2 separate regions of the Mus musculus genome follow, and region 2 is linked to region 1. A link is a contact called in ENCODE Hi-C or POLR2A ChIA-PET data. All regions are on one chromosome and are shown on one strand. Each heading gives the region's core, a stretch centred on a gene start or an enhancer-like site at or near the end of the contact. The rest is flanking DNA. Distances are from core to core; before and after follow the strand shown. Region 1 holds the start of Cnih4 (cornichon family AMPA receptor auxiliary protein 4). Region 2 has its middle 30 kb from the start of Gm39718.

Region 1 (3,565 bases), core at 339-2,838:
TTCTAATTCCACACACTCCTATAGTTTACATGAAATCTACTCTGACCATTTCCCACCTACTCTCTGTAACGCAATTACTCCAACAATCCTACAACACTGTAAAATCTGAATTCTCACCAAAATGTGCCCTGACTGTGTAACCACTGTTCAACATTCCAGCTAACATGTACATATATACATGATCTGTTATACACCAAGACTGTTTTAATGATCAAATTTTCCAAACTACAAAAATAATAAAAAATTGTTGTTGCATTTCTGTCAAACAGCTCTGGTCCCTTATATCATAAGCTAAACAATGGTCATTGGAACTTAGGTAAGAGATCTTGCCCTTTTATTCAGTTCCTCAAAGCTAATAAAACACAGGGCTCTTTGCATGAGAAATCATCAAAGTAAGAACTGCTGCTAGATAATTTCAATTGGGCAGCCACTGGGTGTTTGACACAAATTCTCACTGTGTATATTTAGGAAATACATATCTACAATCCTAAAGAAAATCGAAGCAGGTAAGATACAGTACTGGGCAAGGTTCATAGTTCCAAAGTTTGTTTCTTCCTATTAAGACAAACTGTCAGTTCATCATAAAAGCGGGAAATATATTCTGTGCAGCCATTCCAGGGCTGCACAAACAAAAAGTTCAATTCGATCAGAAAAGAGGACGTGATTTCATAGGGAAAGGGGCAACAGCCACAGGTCCTGGAGCACTTTACTAGTCATATCTAATTACTTAAAAGTGGTCTGTGCATTACACTACTGCATTACAGCAGCGTGCTGTAACAAAGACTATCATCCCCCAAGGACTGAGAGTACTGAAGTCACATCACACAACTACTACAGTGCTAGGCTGAAGAACACCATGTACTGGTCTGGAAAATACTGTTTGAAACCTGTAACAGAAACAACTATAGAAAATACTGAATGTTAACACGGATTTTATATATATATATATAAAGTTTAGAAACTGGGGATTAAGCCACAGGTATAGTTACTGAGTTTACAGATAGTCCACTGCGGAAGGCAACCAGAAACACTTTGTGGATGCTTCTTTCAAAAACCCTAAAGAACTGCACGTGAAGGAAGCACACCGCCAGTTCTTGGAATGAGTCATCTCCTGGGTGTGGGGAGTCTCCAGAAGGGCAGACACCCACAAGGACAAAGGGGCAAGGGTGCTGCCGGGGACTAGAGAAGGCGGCAAAGCCTCAGGCCGGCCGGCTATGCCCCTGAACGGCTTCGCTCTCTCGGGGACCCCCGGCGGCCCAGGCAGGCGAAGAGGAGGCAGGGGGAGCTGGCTCAGGCCCGCCCGAGGCGCAGCGAGGCTCCTCCGCTCGCGACCCGGGCCCGCGCCGCCGCCCCCTCACCCCAACCTGCCAGCGCCCGCCGGGCCCACCCTCTGCCCATTGCCCCGGCGGTAGCCCTGGGAACGAGCGGCGGCCGCGGCCCGCTTCAACCAAGGATACGAAGTAGACGGAGAGGAAGATGAGCGCGCAACAGTCGAGGAGCGAGAAGAGGAACACCACCGCCTCCATCCTCCGCCGCCGCTCCGCCCGTCAAACCAGCTTCGGGCCGCGCCGCTGGGATAGGCGGCATGCCGGGAGTTGTGGTCCAAAAACGCCACCTCCGCGACGCGATGCATGATGGGAAATGAAGTTCACTAGTGCCCAGGGAGCATAGCAGGTGGACCTCACCCTCATTTAGTATCCACTGCATGAAGTTACTCACCCTGTATGAAATTTTCTGTCTCTCTTTTACTTTGTATCCATCCTTCCTTGCCTATCATATGAAATTTTCTGTCTCTCTTTCACTTTGTATCCATCCTTCCTTGCCTATCATTGTTGGTTTCTGTGGAATGCGCTTTGTATGCGAGTGGTATGATCTTGCTCTGTAAGCCCAGCCTGGCCTCTAACTTGGGTCTCTTTGCATTGGGATTATTGGCATAGGTCTCCACACATGGCTGCTTTAACGCCTGTTCTCTACCCTCCTGCATTCTATAACTTTTCATCTCAAATACAAAGCCACTGAGTTCTGCTCTTCAGTTCCTGACCTGTTTCCCCAGCACTTACCCAGTTGCTTGCCAATTCTTGATAACAGCAAGCTTTCTCACCTCTGAATTTGAAGAATTTTACAGAATCCAGTTATCAACCTTTTTTTAAAGAGGGAGGCAAATAATTTTTACTACACCCTTACTATAGACCAAGAGCTACTGTACACTTCAAGTGCAGAGATGAACAGAGCAAACAACTGCTCTGGTGGTTAAAAGGGCAATAAAGTAGCAACTAAATATTCAAAACAGAACTTGGGTGGGTTCTGTTGCCTTTGGAAGCCAATTCCAGCAGCCATTCACTCGCTCATCCATTTATTTAACTTTCATTTTAAATTTAAATTTAAAGCAGGTAGTGTATGTGAGGCACTGTTCTAGGTCTTAAGAGACACAATGAACAGAGAGGGGAGGCACCCACAAGCCTGCACCTTGCATAGTAAGTGTAGGGGAGATAGAATAAACCACAGAAATTAAAAGCAGTCCCAAGTACCCTGAAGGGCAGGAAGAAACCCCTGAAGAGCAGCAGAGACCAGGCTGAGGGTTTCACACAGGGTTGGACGATTTACAAGGAGCAGAGAGGCCCAAGACAGTAGGCACTTGCTGTGCTTAAAAAGAAAAAAGAAAAAAAAACAGGATGGGGTAGGGGGTGTGCTGGAGGGATGGCTCCCTGGATTCCATTCCCAGAATCTGGATGGCAGCTCACAACTGTCTGTAATTCCATCTCCACGGATCCAGCACCCTTTTTACCACCACACTGGGCCTGTCCTACATCCCTTAGATGGTCTTTTATCCTGAGAAAATGTAATAGCTCACACCACAATTAACCACAATTATTTTGTTTGTTTGTTTAAATTTTTTAATGTATGGGTGCTCTACCTGCATATATGTCTGCATGCCAGAAGAGGGCATCAGATACCAATATAGATGATTGTGAGCCACCATGTGGTTGCTTGGAATTGAACTCAGGACCTTTGAAAGAGATGTCAGTACTCTTAACCACTGAGCCATCTCTACAGCACACACACACACACACACCCCACCCACCCCCACCCCCGCTAACCACAATTATTAAATTACCATTTCCCATTATGATGAATTTTGTCTTAATTCTACCTAAAACTCAAAAGCATTGTTGCAATGTCAAATACCGGGAAATGTAGCATCAGGCTTTTCCACCTGCACACAAGCTCCCCAAGATAATGACTTAATGCTTCGGGTTATTCTCTAGCTCATAACTTAATTACCCAGCTTTTTTATTCTAAGTCCCGCTACATAATTGGTTACCTATCTTCAGTGTTATGCAACTATCTCCTTCAGCATTTGGGTATATCTCCCTTGTCTAACTATTTCCCAGAATTCCATTTCCCTTTGCCGGATGTCCCATCTTCTAATCCTGCCTCAGTTCATTGGCCATAGGCTTTTTTACTGACAGGTGATGTTTCTGGACAGTACGAAAAGATTTCCTCTACAGGGAATCAAAATTTATGAGAAGGAAATGATCAGCATAAAAAGTTAGCAGGCCAAGTA
Region 2 (3,565 bases), core at 429-2,928, 110 kb before region 1:
AAAGCATCTCAAAGCTAGCTCTAGGTGGACTTGGGTTTGTATTTAGTTTCGTTGTTTGTTTTGCTTTGAGATGGCGGCTCCCTACGTAGCTCACACTGGCCTGAAACTCAGTATGTAACATAACTTTGTCCAGCATTCACGAGCCTCCTGCATCGGGGCTTCCCAAGTGCTGGGATTACAGGCCTGTACCTTCTAGCTTCCAAGTAGACTTTGAACTCAAACAGTGTGATTCAGCATAGAGGGCTAGTTACTGCTCTATCATAGGAGAGCTCGGAGGAAGACTTACATGGGATGCGAGGGCGACCCCCCAGCTCTAGGAAGGATTGAGTTGGGCTCTCTAGGAAAAGCAGGATGGACTTGGTGGTCCGAGATCTGTTTTGAGAGAGGTTGGGGACAGGATTCCAGGATTGAAGCCTACCAGAGCTGCTGAGAGTTCCAGAAAAGAATGTGAAGTGAAGGGGGAGGGGTGGATAATAGAGCAGGGAGCACAGGACCAGCCTCTCCCACCCAGAGGTCCCAGAAGTGCTGAGGAAGGGAACTTCCAGGGTGCCCAGGGCGAGGTTGGGGATCAATTTCCCTTAGAAAGTGGGGCAGGAACCCAGAATTTCACCCTGTTGGCATTCGAGTAACCGCCTACATTTCTAAAGAACACACCACAGTTTACAAATTACTTGCACAAAAAAAAATGTCCTGTTTCACTATGACAGGCAACCTGTGTTAGGCAACTTAAAAATCCTGCACTGAGCTGAGTTCACCGCGGGCCCAGTGAGGGTGGTTCTGTTACTGTCCCTCCCGTACTGGAAAACAGAGGCCAAGGTCAGTTGTCATGTGGCAACATTGGGGTTGGAGCCCAGATCTAATTCGGGAAGGACTCGCTTAAACCGCAGTCCCCAAACAACCTAAGAAGCAAGCAAGTTACTGTTAGCGCTTTGCAGGTGGAGAGGCTCGAGTGAGTATGGACTCTAGCAGGTTCACTCTGCTCATGGTTAAACCAGGTTTCCAGACGTGAGTAGCACAGAGGATTTGCAGGAGGGCCGCGGGTAGACACACCCGAAGCCCGGGTCTGTCTATCTAAGTTCCACAGCTGCCGTACACACCCGTACAGCCTTGGGGAGAAATATTCCAGATTACCAAACACAGCGCTTGTACAATAATCAGGTTGTGCGAAGACCAGATTAGGGAAGACCCACCCCGTGTAGAGCCCCGAGGCTCGAAACCCTCCGGATGGTACTGGCTAGGGCTGGTGATACCTCCTCACCCAGAACCTGGAATTAAGGGAGGCGGGTTCTGCTCCTCTAGAGCCCAAACCCGAGGAAGGAAATGGAAGGGTGGGATGGTGTCAGACGGAAGGGAAAGCAGAGAAGAGGAAGACCAAAGCCAGCAAGGGGGAAGGGGAGGCTCAATGGTCTACGCCCTGACTGTGCGGCAGATGCATGAGGCCCCAAGACTCTGCCTGGCAAGTGCAGACTGATTGCATAGGATCAAATACCGTGCAAGGTTAGTACACCGTGTCCTAGGTAGAGAGGAGGATTTTAATACAGAATAAAGGCCGCCCTCTTTCCTGCCCTCCTCCCACAGAGGGGGGGGAGGGGGGTGACTGGCCCTGGCAGGTCGCCTGTCCCCGCCCCGCGCCCTCCCCAGAGCCTCCTGCCCGCTGAGGTCGCCGCCCAGCAAAGCCTGGGCACTCCTCCCTTGCTTGCCGCAGGTCTCGGCCCATCACCCGAGCCTGGTCCCACCCGCCAAACCACATACTTTCACCTCCGTCTCACCCTTCCCTCCACCCTTCCCGTCTTCCTGGCCCAGTCCTCGCCACTCAGATGATTTTTAAGTCTGCCGCTTCCTTTCAATGGCTAGAGAAAGGATGGAAGGCTTGTGTTTGGCAGTGTTTAAATTACTCCAGAAAACACCCAGTGGCAAAGACAATAAAAGGGTACAGTTTCTTCGGCTGCTTCCGCAGGGCAGGGGGAGGGGTGGCCCGCTAACCTCCACCCACCTGCCGCCCGCCCGCCAGCTGTCTTCTGGGTGGACAGCACGGGGTCTCACCCCTGTCCCCTCCCCCCACCTCCTCTTTGGCAGGCTGGCAGCCTAGGCCAGCTGGATGGCTTGTCTCTACTCTGAGCTAGAAGGCTTCTGAAGTTAGCTGAGGCTCACAACTCTCATGCGCCTGCTGGGCGATCAAGACTTTTTACAAGGAGGGTGGCGCTATTGCCTCCTATCCGTGTCCATCAGAAACCCCTTCCTGACCAGCTTCGTTCCCACAAGCAACTGCGGCTGCTATCTCATGCCACCCGCGTATTCCAGCAGAGTTTGAGGAAGACCCTAATTTCCATTTCTTCCAGCAAATATGATTGCTTGACTCCAACTTCTGAGGTCCTGGGGAAGACAAGAGCCTGTGTCTGGGCTCATCTTAGCAGTTAGCTTGGAATCTGCTCACAACGGGTCACCCCCGGGGAAGTAAGTCCCTTGCTCACAACCTCGATGGCAACCATCCAGAACGAGAGAGAACTCTGCACACCTCAGCTCACCCTGCCTGTCCCCAGGAAGACTCACACTTGCCCATGCTCCTACCCGACCTCCTTCCAATCCTTTGTCTAAGGAACCTCCTGTAGCAGGACTGTCCTAGAAAGCATCCAGCTAAGAAAGACTTCTGCATTAAAGCATTACTTGCTACAGTAGAGCTACGTTCAAGCTTCTAAGTGACTGTCTGCTAATGATGTGACCTTGGGCAAGTCACTTAATCATGCTAAGATCCATGTTAGTCACCTGTCGATTTATCATCGATGCCAGAGTGCAGCCTGCTGCCCATATGAAAGGGGAGTGAACACAGCTTCCTCACCCCCATCTCTATTACAGATGGAGCCCAGCGCATCACAGGTGCTACTGAGCGCCCCTGACAGCTGGCCCGAGACACACCTCCACGCTGCTGCCTGAAGCAGCTCGAACTCCTCAGCTGCCTCTCAAGTGAAGTGGGAGTGGATTTCACTGCAGAGAGAGATTTTAGGGCGAGCCAATAAGACACACAGTTGGGGTTTATTAAGAAGGCATGCCAGCTTGAAGAAAAAGAGGGGCTCGGGTCAGATAATGCACACAGATCCACAGGTGTGTGGGCCTCTCAAGGGGGAGTGTCCCTGCCGTGTCTTAGTGACAACCACACATATAATGTTGGTAGCTCTCAAGCTACATCTCACAGCATCAATAAGAAGACCCCCCCCCCTTTTTTTTTTTTTTTTTTTTTTTTTTTTTTGATAATCGAGGTTAAGGTGTGGCTTCAAAAGCACCTGGATAGGATTGCTAGCTGAGAAAGAAGATAAAACCATGCATGAGCCAAGGGGGGTGTGCAAGGGGTTAAGGCCTGTCCCTTACTATAAATGGTGCTTCTGGTGAGATCCCTCGAAAACTGCAGGTTTACACAGTTGTGAGAGGGAGAAAGGCCGAACCTGCTTCTGTCTAAAGCATGGTGGTTGTCGCTGCTCCAATGTCTCTACGTGGGCGTGGTGGCACTCCTTTAATCCCAGCACTAGGGAGGCAGAGGCAGGCGGATTTCTGAGTTCAAGGCCAGCCTGGT

The links. Hi-C counts contacts between places; a loop is a spot of excess contacts on that map. ChIA-PET counts read pairs that join two places held with the same protein, here RNA polymerase II (POLR2A).
Region 2: a map of T-helper 1 cell shows a loop between it and region 1 (2.5-fold over the local background). The contact joins the enhancer-like site here to the promoter of Cnih4 in region 1. A Hi-C loop is called at or near these places in 1 of 37 maps with a recorded cell type or tissue (T-helper 1 cell). POLR2A ChIA-PET finds 5 or more read pairs at or near these places in 2 of 5 experiments (both embryonic stem cell).

The regions. Positions count from the first base shown.
Region 1 is chr1:181,148,954-181,152,518 of GRCm38, reverse strand. Cnih4 (cornichon family AMPA receptor auxiliary protein 4) reads right to left here and starts at 1,588. Exons shown (of 5, transcript NM_030131.3): 1 at 1,458-1,588. The coding sequence starts at 1,526.
Region 2 is chr1:181,254,988-181,258,552 of GRCm38, reverse strand. No RefSeq gene overlaps it. Among named protein-coding and RNA genes, the nearest start is that of Gm39718, 30 kb to the left of the region's middle. Within about 2 kb of position 1,678, at least 3 of the 3 ENCODE cell types and tissues checked have a DNase peak (open chromatin) inside an H3K27ac peak, as active enhancers do.